Regions from separate parts of the Homo sapiens genome. Here region 2 is linked to region 1. Evidence: chromatin loops called from intact Hi-C (ENCODE). Cell type or tissue: PC-9. All regions are shown on one strand.

Region 1 (8,000 bases):
TCTCTGCTCCCTGTGCTTATCCCCCTCTGTTTCAGTGAGCTTCTGCATAAGGTGTTTTGCTGCTGTTGTTGGATTCGGAGAAACAATTATTTAATAGATAAATGGAAAGGTTTGTTCCACAATTAGACCAGGAGAGCTGAGGCCCTCTAGTGGCTCTATCTGGTAGTGACCGCAGCCTTTCCAGATGGAGAAAGGAGAAATCTGACTGGATAAGGGAGGTGAGGTCCCAAAGCTAGAAGTTGTGATGGAAAGGGAGTCCTTTTTGTCTGGATTCTCCCATTAACAAGTAGGCATTATTACCACCCCCATATTCCAGATGATAGAGCTGAGCTTCAGAGGCTGAGACACATGCCTAGGTATAATAGCTGGTGACAGAGCTCCAATCTAGATCTTCAAGTTCATAATCAAATGCCCCTTTAATACACTACGATACAACCTGTCCTTGGGAGAAAAACTCTAGAGTTAGTGGAGTATTCTCACCGCTCCTGCTCTTTCATAGTTAGGGAGGGAGATGCTTTTAGAAGATGCTATACCTAATACAGTGCCCGTTTCTGCAGGCTTGGGGGAGAGAGGGAGCTGTGACCTACATAAAATGTGAATTCCGAGAAAAAGTGAAGAGAAAATATGGAACCTCAGAATCAAAAATTCAGCACCCCCTCCCTTTGTGACAGTTAGTCAAAATTGTGGGTCACATACTGCATGCTATAAGTGAAGGTAGGTCTGTGTCTTCACTGTCAGACAGCATTCTGATTGATTTGAGGTTAGGCAATAGAGAAGGCTTTCCTGCCCTCCCACTCTCCTCTCTTGGAAAAAGGGATTTCTGTGGTAATGGTGGTGGTGGTGGTGGTGGTGGTGGTGGAAGAGTCCTTAAGGGTACATAAAAATGCTTGTCCCTCAAGTAGAATAAATGCATGAAGGATTTTGAGCCAAACACAGGAGCTCTGATACCACTTCCCACATGGAGCAGAATTTCCTCTATTCTACCCATGACAGGAGGCCATTCATTCAGTCTTTGTATAAACAGCTCTAGTAACAAATAAGGAGCCCACACTCTCAAAAGACAGCCTATTTTATTTGTAGCTCAGTGTATTATAATATAAACCCCTGCAGGAATGTTACTGTGCTCCAGCATGAGATAGCCCAAGGAGCAATTGCATATAGTGAAGCCCAAGTGTAGGAAGACACCCTGAGAACCACAGAACTGTTCATTTTGTATGTTTTTCCTTAGAAATAGTGAATGATGAGGGCAGGGTAAGCAGAAGGGAACTCTTCTACAAAGATTCACTTTTATTCTGGTTTCTCTTAGGAAGCCATATATAAGCACATTTCTCCAGCCTTAGACCTCAGCAGCAACTAGCATTTCACACCCATGGAAAATATTTGCCTCTTTGATGGCCCATGAGATGACGGACACACACCGATAGAACAATGGCCTTCCAAGCATGACAACTAGGGAGGGCTCATAGGTGTCAGGTTGTTCTAACAAGTGCCTTTTTCAGCATGGAAAAAAATGAGTAAAAGCATTCTAAAGTCCAGGGTCTAACTTCCATCCCCTAGTCTCAGTCTCTCCTGTTCTTGCTCTAGGTCAGGAACTCATTATTTTTAATTGGACCAGTAATATAGCCTTCTTTGCTTCTGGCTTTCTTTACTTTCACTACAACGTGTCTAGGAGTAGATTTCTTTTAATTTATCTTGCCTATGACTTATTGGGCTTTTTGAATCTGTGAATTCAAATTTACAGCCGTCATCTTCAACTGGGACTTCAATTAAATATATGGCAGACCTTCTCACTCTACTAATTGAGTCTCTCATCCTCCCTTTTTTATTTTTCCAAATAATTTGTTTCTCCAGACAGAACTCTGGGCAATTTCTTATAACCTATCTTCCAATTCAATAATTCTCTTTTTAGTTGTGTTTAGCCTTCTCTTAAACCCATCCATTAAATTCTCAAGTTTCATTGTTATAGTCTTTAGTATAACTACACTAGTTATAGTTTAGTTTTTCACCTTGATTTTTTTCAAAATAGCTCTATTAGTCTTTATGATTTTCTGTTCCTTACAGATATTTTCAAACTTATTTTTAATTTTTTGGAATAAAGTGAACCATAGTTATTGTAGTCTTTGTCACGTAACTCTGATACGTGAAGTCTTTGAGAGTTTGTTTTTGTTGTCTACTGGCTGTCATGGTCTATGTGTTTCCTTTTATGCCAAGTTATCTTTGACTATACGCTGACATATTTTTGAAAAATTATTGTACAAATGATTCTAGGCCCAATATGATAATACCTTCCAGCAGAGTCTTTTCATTTGCTGGGGTATTTTCAAATGCCTGAGGATACTACTTGTCCAAGGCCACTTTAATCCAAGATCAGGGCTTTAGGTTCCTTGGACTGCCCATATGATGAGTATCTAGGTTTACAAGACCACACAAGGGCTGGTTACTTATAGGTCACCATTAACCCAAAGGGGTAGCCACTCAGGGTCTCAGCTGAGAGTGACAAGAATGCTAATCAAATCCGCTACTTCCTTGGGCCTTGAGCTTTCACTTTTTTCCTTATGATGCCACCAAAACTGCAGCTCAATTTCATAACTCTCTTCCAGATTCAGTAGAAGCCATCAGGACAAAAGAGGATTCTAGTGCTGGGCTTTCCCCCCTGGGTTCTTGTCTTCTTCCGGATTTTAGCCTCAGTATCTCTCAGTTCTTTATGACAATTATTTCTTTCTACATTCAGCCAGTTTGTTTCATTGTCCTCACTGGAACAGCTAGTCCAAGTTACCTAGCTGGCCATTACCAGAAGGAGATGTGTGCTCTTCTTGCCCCCAGTCCCTCTCCCTCCCAGTTTTTCCTTCAGTGCGAAGGTGCCACTCTGATTGTATCATTCCCTTGCACAAATCCTTCAGAAGATTACTGTTGACTCTAAAATAAAATACAATTTTTTATTTTAGAAAATTAGGACCCAGATTCTTTCTCTTGCCTCATTCATTACACAAGAATTTATTGTACACTGAGTGTGTGTTGCTTACAAAGTCAGGTTCTGCCTAATCTCTCACCTCTTACCTATCTCACCTGTTGTCTTACCTCCAAACTTACTCTACCCTTTAGCCAAACTGGAATATTCACTGTCGTGTGCAGAGCTGGGTCAGAACACAGATGGGCTAACTTCCAGATGAGTGTTCTTTGTCCTACACCATTATCCCATATTCAGGTTTAAGCTTATTCAATCTAGATCTTTATGGATATTATAATAAATTAACTAGGCAAACGCTCAATAAGTACAAATTATAATGGCATTTTTGTATTTCTTGTATTTTGGCTATCCTTTTCTTGTGAGTCAGAAATTTCAATGAAGCATTACCTCTAGGGAGACCCGAAGTAGGGGAGGGCCTTCTGGGATGTAAGTTCTGGAAGAGAATTCATCGTTGCCGTCAACTTTTTGTCAATCTTCATAGTCACAAGGGTACCTAAGAACAAAATTTCAGGCTTCAGGCTTGTTTCCCCTAACAAATGAGCGACCAGACCAATTGCCTGTGGAATTTGATTCCTCAGTGCTGGGAACATCCCACATTCAAACAAATCTGCTCCCACCTGCTGGTGGTTGCTAGAACTTCCAGTCAAAGCTGACTTAGACTGAAAACGCACTCTTCTCGAAGTAAGCAGACCTGGAAATGTGGTTTTTAGTTTTGGCCTCTGCTACTGTGTGACCTTGGGCCAATCCCTTTTTCTTCTCTGGGCTTCAGTTTCCCTACATTACAACCGAGGTGGCTGGACAAAATGCCCCGGAATGGCTCTAACATTTTTGGCAAACAAGGATTTTCTCTACAAGGACGTCTGTGTGACCAGAGGTGATGGGACAGGACTGGTAGCAGTAGAGGTGGGTTTAATCTGCTCTCATATGTGATCCTGACAAATGGGTCCCATCATCCTTTTTTCTTACTGCAATGGCCAGGGAAAGAGGGGAGATGGGAAAGAAAGGTGTGAGGGTGTTCTGCTCATTAAAAGAAGGCAGGAAACTATGAGAGACATTTTTCATAAAAGTATGGTTCTAAAATGATTTTAAAGGGGGAGTGGTAAAAGAGTTAAACCCTCAGCTGTGCAAAACTGCTTGGCCTACCAGGTAAGTCATGCTTTGCTGGGCACCAGCAATCTCAACTCATTTCATCAAATACTGAGGGGAAAAAAAGGGGGAGATGTTGTGTTTCTCAGTGAATGTTCTAGGTAACCAAAAGTAAACCTGAAATCCGTTTTGATTTCAACTCTTCTCAATGGTGTGATGTGGGAGGTGGCATGCCGGTGAACATGGCAGCTCTGTTTGTTGATTACCCATTTGCCCTATGGGCTCTGGTGAGGCCACTTTCTAAGCTTTCTGAACTTGCTTTGTCATGGGATAGGAAGGACATAGGAAATTGGGTGGAGGCATTTCTTATCCTCCACGATTTTTCTGTCCCATAGGGGCAGAGTCTGAGGTAGTGGAAAGAATAAGAGCCCTCTAGTCAAGATGTCAGGCTTTTCCATATGATGGGGTCAGAACCCAGGAACATTGGCATACCCTGGTCTCCAGTGCCTAACTCCCTTGAACACCCCAAACACTGACCTTGGCCTTTTTTTCCCCTTCTATGGTGTCAGCCATGAACCTTCATTCTGCATCCCCTGGCTGATGAGACACAACCACATCTCAGAGAGACCCCAGTTGGTGAGCCCTTCCAGTTCCTTGAGTCTTTTTCCTGAGTACCCAAAGTTGGGGTGAAGAGCACTCTAGGAAATTTAAGTCTTAAGCAACTCTTGGGCTCCTGTAGCCCAATGTCCATCCTGAGGGAGGAGCAGTCCTGCTGTGGCCAGAGCCCTGTAACAAAACCCATTAGGATCCTCCTTGACCTTATCCAGAGACAAGGCACGCGGGGTTACTGGAGGCTCAAGGGTACGGAGTCACCAGCCGTTGGGTACCTCCTGACGCCCAAAATTGTCCAAGTCTTTCAGAATGCAGATTCAGCCATGGCGGTCAAATTACCACACTCCCTTCACCATCAAATACAACTCTCGGGCACAGGCCCTTTCTTCCAAGAAAAACACACATTTCGCATTTTGCAGAGAAGAGACAGGACCCAGTGCCCCTTGAGGCGGATTCCTGGCCCAGCCCCCAAGGAGCCAGCCCTCCTCCCCCTCCCCCAGCCCGGCCCCGCCCTGCCTGTGTCTGGAGATGGCCGGGGGATGACTGCAGAAGCCTGAAGGGGCGGGGGCCGGGCGGCGCGCAGGCTACGGGCGGAGGCAGGAGCGCGCGCCTTTTTGTGCGGCTCCTGGCAGCTGTCCGATTGGCTGGGCCTGCGATGCCGTCGGAGTGGGCGGAGCCAGCAGCGAGCTGGGATCTGTGCCCAGTCGCAGCCAGGAGCGGCCGCAGACGGAGCGCACCTCGCAGCTGCCGGGCGGGCCCTGGGGGGAGCTGCGTCCAGCAGAGCTGCTGGGTGGTTGCTCCTCCCGGGCTCTCATCTCCGGTATCCGGGCCGACCCCCGCACCCCCTACTTCCCTTGCCCTCGCTGCTCTCTCCTTAGAGGCGACTCTTTGGGGAAGGGCCAGCAATCCCGCCTTCCCCGGCCCCAGTAGTCACCCACTCTCCCACCCCACCTCTGTTCCTTTTCGCGGCCCCGTCTCCCGCGCCCTCAGGCGCCCAGAACGCCCCGGCCATGGGCATCCGAGGCATGCTGCGAGCCGCAGTGATCCTGCTGCTCATCAGGACCTGGCTCGCGGAGGGCAACTACCCCAGTCCCATCCCGAAATTCCACTTCGAGTTCTCCTCTGCTGTGCCCGAAGTCGTCCTGAACCTCTTCAACTGGTAAGCGGGCACCGCCAGGCTAGGCACGGCGGGGACGGGAATGGAGACGGGCAGACGACCTCTGGCCTCTTGGACGGAGCGGGCTGGGGGCGACTCGGGCTGGGGGGTACTCGGACCCGGGCTCGCTGAGCCCTGGCGCCCGGGCCCTGCCTGTTGGCCCCTAGAAGGGGTAAGGTGGGAGTGGGGTGTTGAAATGGAGCCCTGTGCTTCCGCCCACCTGTTACTGCGGAGCTTGACTGAGCCCTGCGTGTGCCTAAACCGCAGCCCGAGGGGTGGGGGCGGGGGTCGCCCTCGTCCCAGGATCTGTCCATCCATCCCCAAGGATTTAAGGTTCCCGGCAGCTTTCCCCAGCTTTGGCACCTGTGGGATTGGGGAGGAGGGTACAGGATGACGGGCAATTCACAAAACATAGACAGGAGAGACACCTGTTTGAGTCTACATTTTAGTCCATTTCCTGAGGCGCGCGCGCGTGCATGCATGTGTTGAGGGGATGAGGGACTCTTTCCAATGCGGCAGATAGAAATGATTAACTCAAACCCATCGGAGCCCAGACAGTGCGATCGTGTCTGAATAAACACGAACCGTGTGGTCTGGGATGGGTGTGCTTTTGTACTTAGTCGTGTGAAAATATTTGAAGACTCCGGTTTTTTTCTCTTTTTGATTTTAAGTTTGTTTGGGTGTGCGAGTATCTGAAGCCTTTACATGTAAATCACACAGAAATGTGTATTTGGGGTGGCCACAGATCCTGAGCGTTGGCACATGGGTAATGTGTGCTTGGAAACAGGTGGGAATGCATTGCTTTAATTTGGGAATAATTCATGTGCACATTTTGGGATGCTGCAAAATGAAATTTTTGATTAAAGATGATTAGGAATAATTTTTAACAATGTTTAAATGGCAAGCCAGAAATTAACATGTACTCATAAAGGGGGGGGGGGTGTTTGGCAAGGTTCCAGCAGACAGCCCTGCAGTGCCCTTAACCCAACATACCATACTGCGCCACTGAACATGCACACATGCGCGTGCGCACACACACACACACACACACACACAAACACACACATTTGCAGGGGCTGACGTTCCCTGGGCAATGCGTCAAAGATTTGAAGAGTCACAGTGATGCCGGGGCCTGTTCTGATTCGCAAGCCCTGTTGGGGAAGGAGCCCTGTTGAAGGTCTAGGTGAATTGGGTGAGCGTGTCAGAGATCTCTGGAAAAGCCAGCTCTCCACAGAGCTGGGCTGAGTCCACTTACCTATGCTCACCCAAGACACCTCCAGGGTGGAAGCACATGCTCAGCAAGAGATATACCTGCTCCCAGAATAGATGTCTTTCCGATGAGAGCTCTGAGCCCCAAGAATCTGAAATGGTTTGGTTGGATGAGGGTCGTAAATCTCAGCTACACCAGCAAGGCTCTCTCTGTGTGTCTTATGCCATATGCCAAGTCTGGAAAACAGAGTTGTGCAGAAACAAGGTTGACATAAAAGTGACTAAAAAATGCCCAGCCCTAGCCCAGGTAAGGGGAAATGAAACTTTGAGCTCATCTTACTAGGGCACTGAGAGCAAAAGATGACTTTTCCTGGGGCAATCAGGTGCCCCTGGCAGGAGGACCCCCACCAACCTAGAAAACAGCGTCGAGGCTGATTGCAAGATGGGGCTCTTGAAGGGGCTGAAGTAATGCATTTTTCTGAGGGCTTTCATCTGCCCACTCTTCTTCGTCTCCCCTTCTCCTACCGCCTCCTCTCGTCAACCCCTACAAGTCCTGCCTGGTAACAGGGATCCAGTCTCTGAGCCCCACCCTCTGGATTAAAGCTGGGAAGGTGGGGGGGGGAGGAAAGAGGAGTCTGCGTCACCGCTGCGCTTCTGGCTGACTCACCATGGGGAGGGAGGGGAGCAGGGAGAGAGAGTGTGTACACGTATGACTGGACATGTCTGCGTATGTGCTGGAGAAGAGAAGGCCCTAGCAAGGCAACCACTGGCAAGCGGGCCCCAAGTCAACCGGCATTTACTTATGACTTCTCTGTTTCAGCAAAAATTGTGCAAATGAAGCTGTGGTTCAAAAGATTTTGGACAGGGTGCTGTCAAGATACGATGTCCGCCTGAGACCGAATTTTGGAGGTAAGGCATATCCAGACACTAGAGAACTTGGGTTAGGTGTCCTAGAGCTGAGACACAGCA
Region 2 (8,000 bases), 1.5 Mb before region 1:
GGCTGACTAGGATTCCATTCATTTTTCTCTATTCTTCCGTTGGTGACATTGGGTTGTTTCTAGTTTTTGGCTCTTATGGCTAAACTGCTATGAACATTGATGCAGGGGTCTTTGTGTGGACATATGTTTCCATGTCTGAAGTAAGTAGCTAAAAGTGGAAATGCTCAGTAGCATGGCAGGTGTATGTTTAGCTTTTGATGTGTTTGCATGGTTTTGTTTTCCCAACAGCAATGCATGAAAGTTGCAAGTTGCTCTAAATTCTTGCCAATACTTGATATTATCAACCTAAAAAAATTAGCTTTTTTAGTGGGTGGGTAATGGCATCTTGAGGCTTTAATTTTAATTTATTTTATGACTATGTTGGCCAGCTTTTCATGCGTGAATTGGACATTTGCATGTATATTTTGGTGAGTGACTGTTCAAATATTTTCCTCATTTAAAAAACGCTGTTGTTTATCTTATTTTTATTGAGTTACAAGGATTCTTTATATATTCTAGTTCTTTGTTAGATATGTGTATTACAAATGTTTAGCCCCATTCTGTGGCTTGCTTCCCCCTGCTCAATGGAATCTTTCAAAAAGCAGAAGTTTTAAAATATTAACAAAGTACAGTGCACTTTTATTTGGATGATTTGTGTTTTTTGTCTTGTATATAAAAATAATCTATGCCAACCCAATCATCACAATGATCTTCTATATTTTATTCTAGAAGTTTTATAGTTTTAGCTTTCACATTTATGTTGAAGATCCAAATTGAGTTAACTTTGCTGTACAAATAAAGTGTTTCTCTCCTCTGGATTTAAATAGATATATTTTTCTCTTTACCATTGGTTTTCATCAAATTGATTTCTTTTTTTTTTATAAGTTTATGCAGTAAATGTGAAACTTTGTTACATGTATATAATGTGTAGTGATCAAGTCAGGGTACTTAGGATGTAATTTAGGGTGCGACATTTTCATGAAGTATTGTCACTGTATTAGTCTGTCCTCATGCCGCTGTGAAGAAATACCCAACACTGGGTAATTTATAAAGGAAACAGGTTTAATTGACTCACAGTTCAGCATGGCCGGGGAGGCCTCCGGAAAGTTACAATCATGACAGAAGGCAAAGGAAAAGCAGGCGCCTTCTTCACAGGGCAGCAGGATGGAGTGAGTGCAAGCAGGGGTAAGGCCAGACTCTTATAAAACCATCAGATCTCGTGAGACTCACTCACTATCACGAGAACAGCATGGGGGAAACCTCCTCCATGATCTGATTACCTCCACCTGGTCCCTCCTTGACATGTGTGGATTAAAATTCAAGATGAGATTTTGGGTGGGGACACAGCCACCTACTTTTCTTCAGCCTCCCTTCTCCCCCGACTCACCCTTACCAGTCTCTGTTATCCCTCTTTCCACTCTCCACCTCCATATGATCAAAGTTAGCTCCCAGATGTGATATTTGTCTTATTGTCCCTGGGTTATTTCACTTAAGATAATGACCTCCAGTTCCATCCATGATGCTACAAATGAGAAGATTTCATTCTTTTTATAGCCAAATAGTATTCTATTGTGTATATGTACCACATTTTCTTTATCCATTTATTCATTAGTGGACATTTAGGTTGATTCCATGTCTTTGCTCTTGTGAATAGTGCTGCAATCCCTTTGATATATTAATTTCTTTTCCTTTGGGTAAATACCCAGTAGTGGGATTGCTGGATCAAAATAGTAATTCTATTTTTCATTTTTCGAGAAGCCTTCATAATGTTTTCCATAGTGGCTGTTTTAGTTTACATTCCCAGCAACAATGTATACAAGTTCCCCTTTTTCCACATTCTCTCCGATGTCTGTTATTTTTTGTCTTTTTAATAGTAGCTATTAAGAATGGGGTAAGATGACATCTCATGACGGTTTTGATTCGCATTTCTTCTGATGATTAGTGATGTTGAGCATTTTTCATATATCTGTTGTCCATTTGTATATCTTCTTCTGAGAAATATCTATTCATGTCCTTTGACCACTTTTTAATGGATTACTTGTTTGTTTGTTTGTTTGTTTCCTGTTGATTTGAGTTCCTTGTACTTTCTGGACATTATTATTCCCATATCAGGTGCATATTTTGAAAATATTTTATCCCATTCAACAGGTTGTCTCTACTTTCATTTGCTGTTCAGAACTTTTTTAGTTTAAGCCCCATTTGTTTATTTTTGTTTTTGTTACCTGTGTTTTTGAGGTCTTACCCCAAAATCTTTGCCCAGACCAATGTCCTGAAGTATTTCTCCAATGTTTTCTTCTGGTAGTTTCATAGTTTCAGGCTTTACATTTAAGTATTTAATCTATTTTGATTTTTTTATGTGGTGAGATATAGGGGTCTAGTTTCATTTTTCTGCATACAGATAGCCAGTTTTCTCAGCACCATTCATTGAAGAGACATCATTTTCCTATTGAATGTTCTTGGCATCTTTGTTGAAAATCAGTTGGATGTAAGTACATGAATTTATTTCTGGGTTCTGTTCTATTGGTCTATGTGTCTGTTTTTATGCCAGTACTATGCAGTTTTTGTTACTATAGCTTTGTAGTGTATTTTGAAGTCATAGTGTGATGTCTCCAGCTTTATTCCTTTTCAACAATTTAATTTTTATGTGCCTTGTGGTTTTCTACATGTTTAGTCTTCTTGGAGTTTGTTGAGCTTTTGATCTGTGGGTTTATAGCTTACAGTAAATTTTGAAAAATTTTGGCCATTATTTCTTTGAATATTTTTTCTGCACCCCCTTCTGAGTCCCCTAGATCACTGAGATTCTGTTTATTATTTTCAATCTTCATTTCATATAGATTTAATTGTTATGTTTTGAAGTTTACTAACCTTTTCTTCTGTAAAGTCTAATTAGTGTTACTCCTATCCAGTGCAATTTTCATTTCAGGTACTATATTTTTCTGCACTGGAAGTTCCATTTGGCTCACATTTTATTGCTTCTTAGTGTATCTGACAATTTTTTGATTGGATTCTGGACACTGTCAATGTTACATCATTGAGTGGATTTTATCTTCTTCAAAGACTGTGGGACTTTGTTTTGACAGAGAAGCAAGTTGTCTGTCACTCTGTTTTGTCTCTTTAAGTTTTGTTTTTAAGCTTTGCTGGAGGAGGTCCAGAGTAGCCTTTTCTCTGGGGATACCTCAGATTTATTACTAATGTATGATCCCTCTGGGGTCTCCATTGAATGACATAGATAACTACTGAGGATTCTTTACTCCTCTGGGCCAGAGTTTGAATGTCTGCTAGTCTTGTGTGAGTTCTGAGCATAGTTCTTTTAAAACTTCCCAGTTGTTCTTTGCTCACTCTAGTACTCAGTAAAGACCTAAGGAGAGCCCATGTCAGATTTCTGGAGTTCTTTCTCCATGCAGTTGCCTCATCTCTGGTACTCTGTCCCGCACATTTTAGCTACTTCAGCCTCCTTGAACTTTAATCTCCAATTCTTCAACTCAGGGAAACTTCTTTGCTCTGCTTGAGTCACTCCTCCATGCTCCAAGGTTTGGGCTTACCTCATTTCTTTCTTTATCTGTGATGCCATGCGTGTTGCCTCTTGTCTAGTGCCTAAAATTAGTTCTTTCGTATGTTGTATCCAACTTCCAGTTGCTTATGGTGGAAGAGTAATTCCAGATTCTGTTACTTCTTCAAGGCCAGAGATTTACTTTTATGTTTTCCAAGCTTTTTGAAATAAGTATAAATCAATTTTCTAAAAAAATATTAAAAATTACATTGTAAAGAAAAATGACATGCACACGTGTGCAAGACACCTACACCATGAAGAATATTCCAGAGCATAGGTTTGGCCCATGGGTGCTGTCTGTGCTCCTTCAGGCTTCAGACTCAGACCTATGCTTATAATTCCTGGAAATCCACAAATTCACCTCATGACTAATTGCTTTTCATTACTTGAAAGTATCTATGTGTTGGAGGAAAAATTTGGCTACAATCAAGGAAAGGTAGCAAGTTGAGTCTCATCTGGTTACTGAGATTGTGTACTTCTTATTCTTTCCAAATTCTTCAGTGGTGCCAAGGTCTCTTACGGACACTAGAGGGCGCTCTTTCACTGAGAATGACATACTCTCCCTTACCGATTGCCTCAGTTTGCACCAGCTCTAAGATGGAATCTTGCTGGATCTTAGTTCTTTAGTTGCAGCCCGGGCTTGCCCTGCCACAGGGCCCCAGGTGGCCTGTTCCCCCATCTCTGCAGTACCAGACCTATCCATTTCAAAGGCCAAATTTCTTTCCGCTCCTATCCCCACTCTCAGAATGATTCAGCCTGGCTTCCCGGGATACCTCCTAGCACCAGGGCTAACCTATTTTATTTCCTCTTCGCCAGTGGTCGCTGAGGAAGGAGGTCTGGGTCACTGGGTATTCCTCTTCAGGCTGAAAGTTTCTCTAAGGTCCATTATACAGATTTAAAATCAGAGAAATGGATTCCCCAACAATTCCATGTGCTTCAAAGCTTCTCTGGGGGTGCACCCAGGAACTGTGAGAAGTGACCCACTGGATCATCCTGGGACAAGTCTCTACCTGTATCCGGATCTTGGCCTCTTCATTTGTATATTGAGGCAGGTAGGTATGACAATGTCTAGCAAGAGCACAGGGAGAGCAGGGGTAGTGATGGGGGCTGGAATTTTTTTTTTTTTTTTTTTTTTTTGAGACAGGGTCTCACTCTGTCACCTAGGCTGGAGTGCAGTGGTGCTGTCACTGTGTTCTCAACTTCCCAGGCTCAAGTGATCCTCCTACTTCAGCTTCCCAAGTAGCTGGGACTACAGGCGTGCGCCACCATGCCCAGCTATTTTTTTTTTTTTAATCTTTTGTAGAGACAGTGTCTTACTATGTTACCCAGGCTGGTCTCAAACTCCTGCACTCAAGTGATCCTCCCACATTGGCCTCCCCAAGTGTTAGGATTACAGGCATGAGCCACCTCACCTGGCCTTGGAATTTTTCGTATGCAAGGAGTTAGCCTAATTAGACCTCTCCTGTCTGGAAAGAGGATAAGGAGAAAAATTTGAATCCATAAATTCAGCATGAGCATGGAGACGGTAACCAGGGTCTTGGGCACCTAATTACTGGCATATATTAGTGACTCAAGAAACATTTATGGAAACATGAAAAAAAAATAAAGGAGTGGATAGATGTCAGAATAAGAAAACTAAGGGATATCCATTAAGGCTTGGAAGCAATGCTTTACATTAGAATAAAGGCCCTAAGGAGTGAAGTGATTTGCCCGGAATCACAGGGCTAGTTAAAGGCAGAGCCAGTACTTGAATTCCAGAGTTCTGATTTCTGGTCTAGAGTTCTCCCGACTCCAATATGCAGCAGAAAGCCCTTGAATATACGCTGGGAGGTTGGTAGAAGTTAGGCATCATTGGTCACCTCATGGTGAATCACTGCTAGTGCTGGCTGGAAACCAGTACTTTTCCGGGGCTCCAGCATCCCCAGCCATCCATCCTAACTGCCTGCGGCGGAATTCCTCTTTGCATTGCTTGCGCCGTTCTACACGCTGGGGGTGCTGTTGTTTAACTAGTGGACTCATTTGCTCAGTTATTTTCCATTTGCATCATTGGGGGTGCCCTGATGTAGATTGGGGGCTGTTCAAACGTTTTCAGGTGTGACTAAACTTGGCTGCTAACCCCTCCTGGGCTTCTGCCCAAAATAACAGGCCACTGGTCCCTCAGGTACCTTCTCAGATCACTTAAAGATGAACTTTTAAGCATTTGGGAATTGTGAACTCTGTTGAGAATCAGAAAACTGCAGATGCACGAAATGTGGCATTCAGGGGGTCTGCTGCTGCTGAACAGATCGTGGCCATGGATTAAAAACCTCTGCTTTTCTCGGACACGTTTTTAATCCTGAGAAAATGTGAACATAGAAACCATGTTAGGAATAATTGGCACACAGAATGACTGCATTTGGAGGAGCAACAACATTTCTACTGGAGAACAGGGCGGGACTACAATGGGTGGGGGGTGGGAGGATAGAGGATTTCAAATGCTTCAAAGGAAGTCTTTTCCCAGTGGTCCGTTCCATCTTTTGCGGAGAGTGCCAGAGGCACACATCTCAGAGAGTCGTGACTGTGTCATTATGTTCTCGTCAGCACAGATGATTCAGTCAATGTATAAGCAAGCACAGTTGCATTTTATACGACTTTCAAATCAGTTCATTTCCAAGTCAGAAAAATCTTCCAGCAAGTCTGATCACCACACACACAGGGCAGCAACCAGTTCTAGGGGCTTCACCTGTTAAGATGATTTGGCTTGTTTGCAAGTCATTTTCAGAGAACAAGAGAGACAATCTTCCCACTACTCTATAATTAGAGTGCTGGGGGCAGGCTGGGGGGAAGACAGCATGAACATGGAGCTCTCATTCTTATTCAGGAGCGTCTCTAATTCACACGGCCCTGGGGACTGCTTCAGATGTAATATTCTCTCCACAAAGGATGGAAATCTTTTCTCTTAAAACGTCTCATCGCTGCAACTTTGCTGTAAGGCTTCATCGGATAAGTGTATAAAAAATCCAAAACTCACCTGTTTTCTTATTTCATCCAACTCTTTTGTGTTTATATAATTAAGCACACCCTGCTTGATTGGTGTGTGTGTGGGATGTGTGTGTTTGTGTGTGTAAATCTTAAAGGACTCAGAAGTTGGAGTGTTCGTGCGCTTATCACAGCTCCACGGACTCTATGTAATCATTTAGCTTCTTGAGGCTTTTGCTGCCCTGTGATTTTCAGAAGTGCAGTGTCTTCATCACTCTTTGAACCCCCACAATGCCTGAGGCAGGGAGGCAAACTACTGGACTTTTGGTAAATGACAATTTCATTCTGCAACAATTGGGTGGGAATATTCCAGCTTCCAGAGGGTTCCCACTTTCCTGGTCTGTTAAATGGAACCAAGCCTACCTGCGTATCTTGTTGTGGGAGCTTCAGACTCTGCAGCAGTTAAAGCCTTCATTTTTGGTCTTTACTTAACCACCCATAAGCTTCTTGTTCTGTTCCCTGCTCTTCTCCCAGTCCTTGCCTTGCATCATTATTCTCTCTATACCTCAGACCTCTGCCCAACCTAAAGAGAAGCCTGTCTGGGGCCTTGCTTTGTTTTTCCCTGTGTTTCTAACCCCCAGAATAGGGCCCGGAGCACGCAAGAGACTTGGGGCTGAATGAACGTAATTGACTTGCTTGGATTCCCTGCACAGGTGACTGGGATCAGATCATTTTCCTTCTCAGAGACCTAGTTGTCTCACTTGTACAAGAAGGGACTAACCTGGATGACTTCTGAAATCTTTTATTTTTGAGAAGAGGATTTCATAATTCTATGAATATTTTGTATTTTTCTATATTTATTCACTTATCACTTTCTTCTTTCCATTCTTTCTAGCACAGAGGAAGGGGAACAGCGAGAAACAACCCCCAAACAAGTGAACCCAAACACTAGTTCCTCTCTACCTTCCTAAAAATCATATTTTCTCTGTTGTACAATGGTTGTTTTTTTCCTATCTTATCAAGAGTCATCCGTTCAGGTGATTTCAAGATGACTAATGGCCAAGTTGGTTGTTCATGCTGTACGCTCCTGCTGCTGGAACTGAGCACTTGAATGCTAATAATACTCTCCACGTCACCAATCTCATTTTTTTCTGACGTACTGACTGACCCCTGGCAAGCCACCCTGAGTCCATATGACTCCACTGCAAATTATCCAAGGGTTCAGACACTGGGGTTTGTCTGAAAATAGAGTGGGCTCCATTAGCTTAATACCAAGTATGACAGGTTCTGAATCAGCTTTTCTTGTCTAAAGGGAGTGCAGGTAATTTCCACCCCAACATATACTGAGCCAGGAAAGTCTACTAGCAGGGCCCTCTGAGCTTACATGTCTCCAGTACCAGATGTGGCCAAATGCTCTTATTTATTTACTTATTGTTTTTGAGATGGAGTCTTGCTCTGTCACCCAGGCTGGAGTGCAGTGGCGTGATTTCGGTTCACTGCAACCTCTGCCCCT

The links. Hi-C counts contacts between places; a loop is a spot of excess contacts. Peaks named below come from ENCODE experiments on the same cell type or tissue, not always from the same donor. Only the 100,000 strongest peaks of a DNase experiment are listed, where the experiment ranks them.
Region 2: it touches region 1 in a loop (15-fold over the local background); 32 of 110 quality-filtered maps call a loop at or near these places.

The regions. Positions count from the first base shown.
Region 1 is chrX:152,632,527-152,640,526 of GRCh38, forward strand. GABRQ (gamma-aminobutyric acid type A receptor subunit theta) reads left to right here and starts at 5,369. Exons shown (of 9, transcript NM_018558.4): 1 at 5,369-5,825; 2 at 7,852-7,940. The coding sequence starts at 5,677. It overlaps MAGEA3-DT (MAGEA3 divergent transcript), which reads right to left. Exons shown (of 5, transcript XR_938525.3): 3 at 7,078-7,268; 4 at 3,356-3,461. In PC-9, CTCF peaks have their summits at 142 (motif pointing left), 345, 3,597 (motif pointing left) and 3,797; DNase peaks (open chromatin) are centred at 155 and 3,565.
Region 2 is chrX:151,147,797-151,155,796 of GRCh38, forward strand. No RefSeq gene overlaps it. Among named protein-coding and RNA genes, the nearest start is that of MIR4330, 16 kb to the right of the region's middle. In PC-9, CTCF peaks have their summits at 4,066 (motif pointing right), 4,270 and 5,544; DNase peaks (open chromatin) are centred at 4,055 and 5,475; H3K27me3 peaks cover 4,015 bases.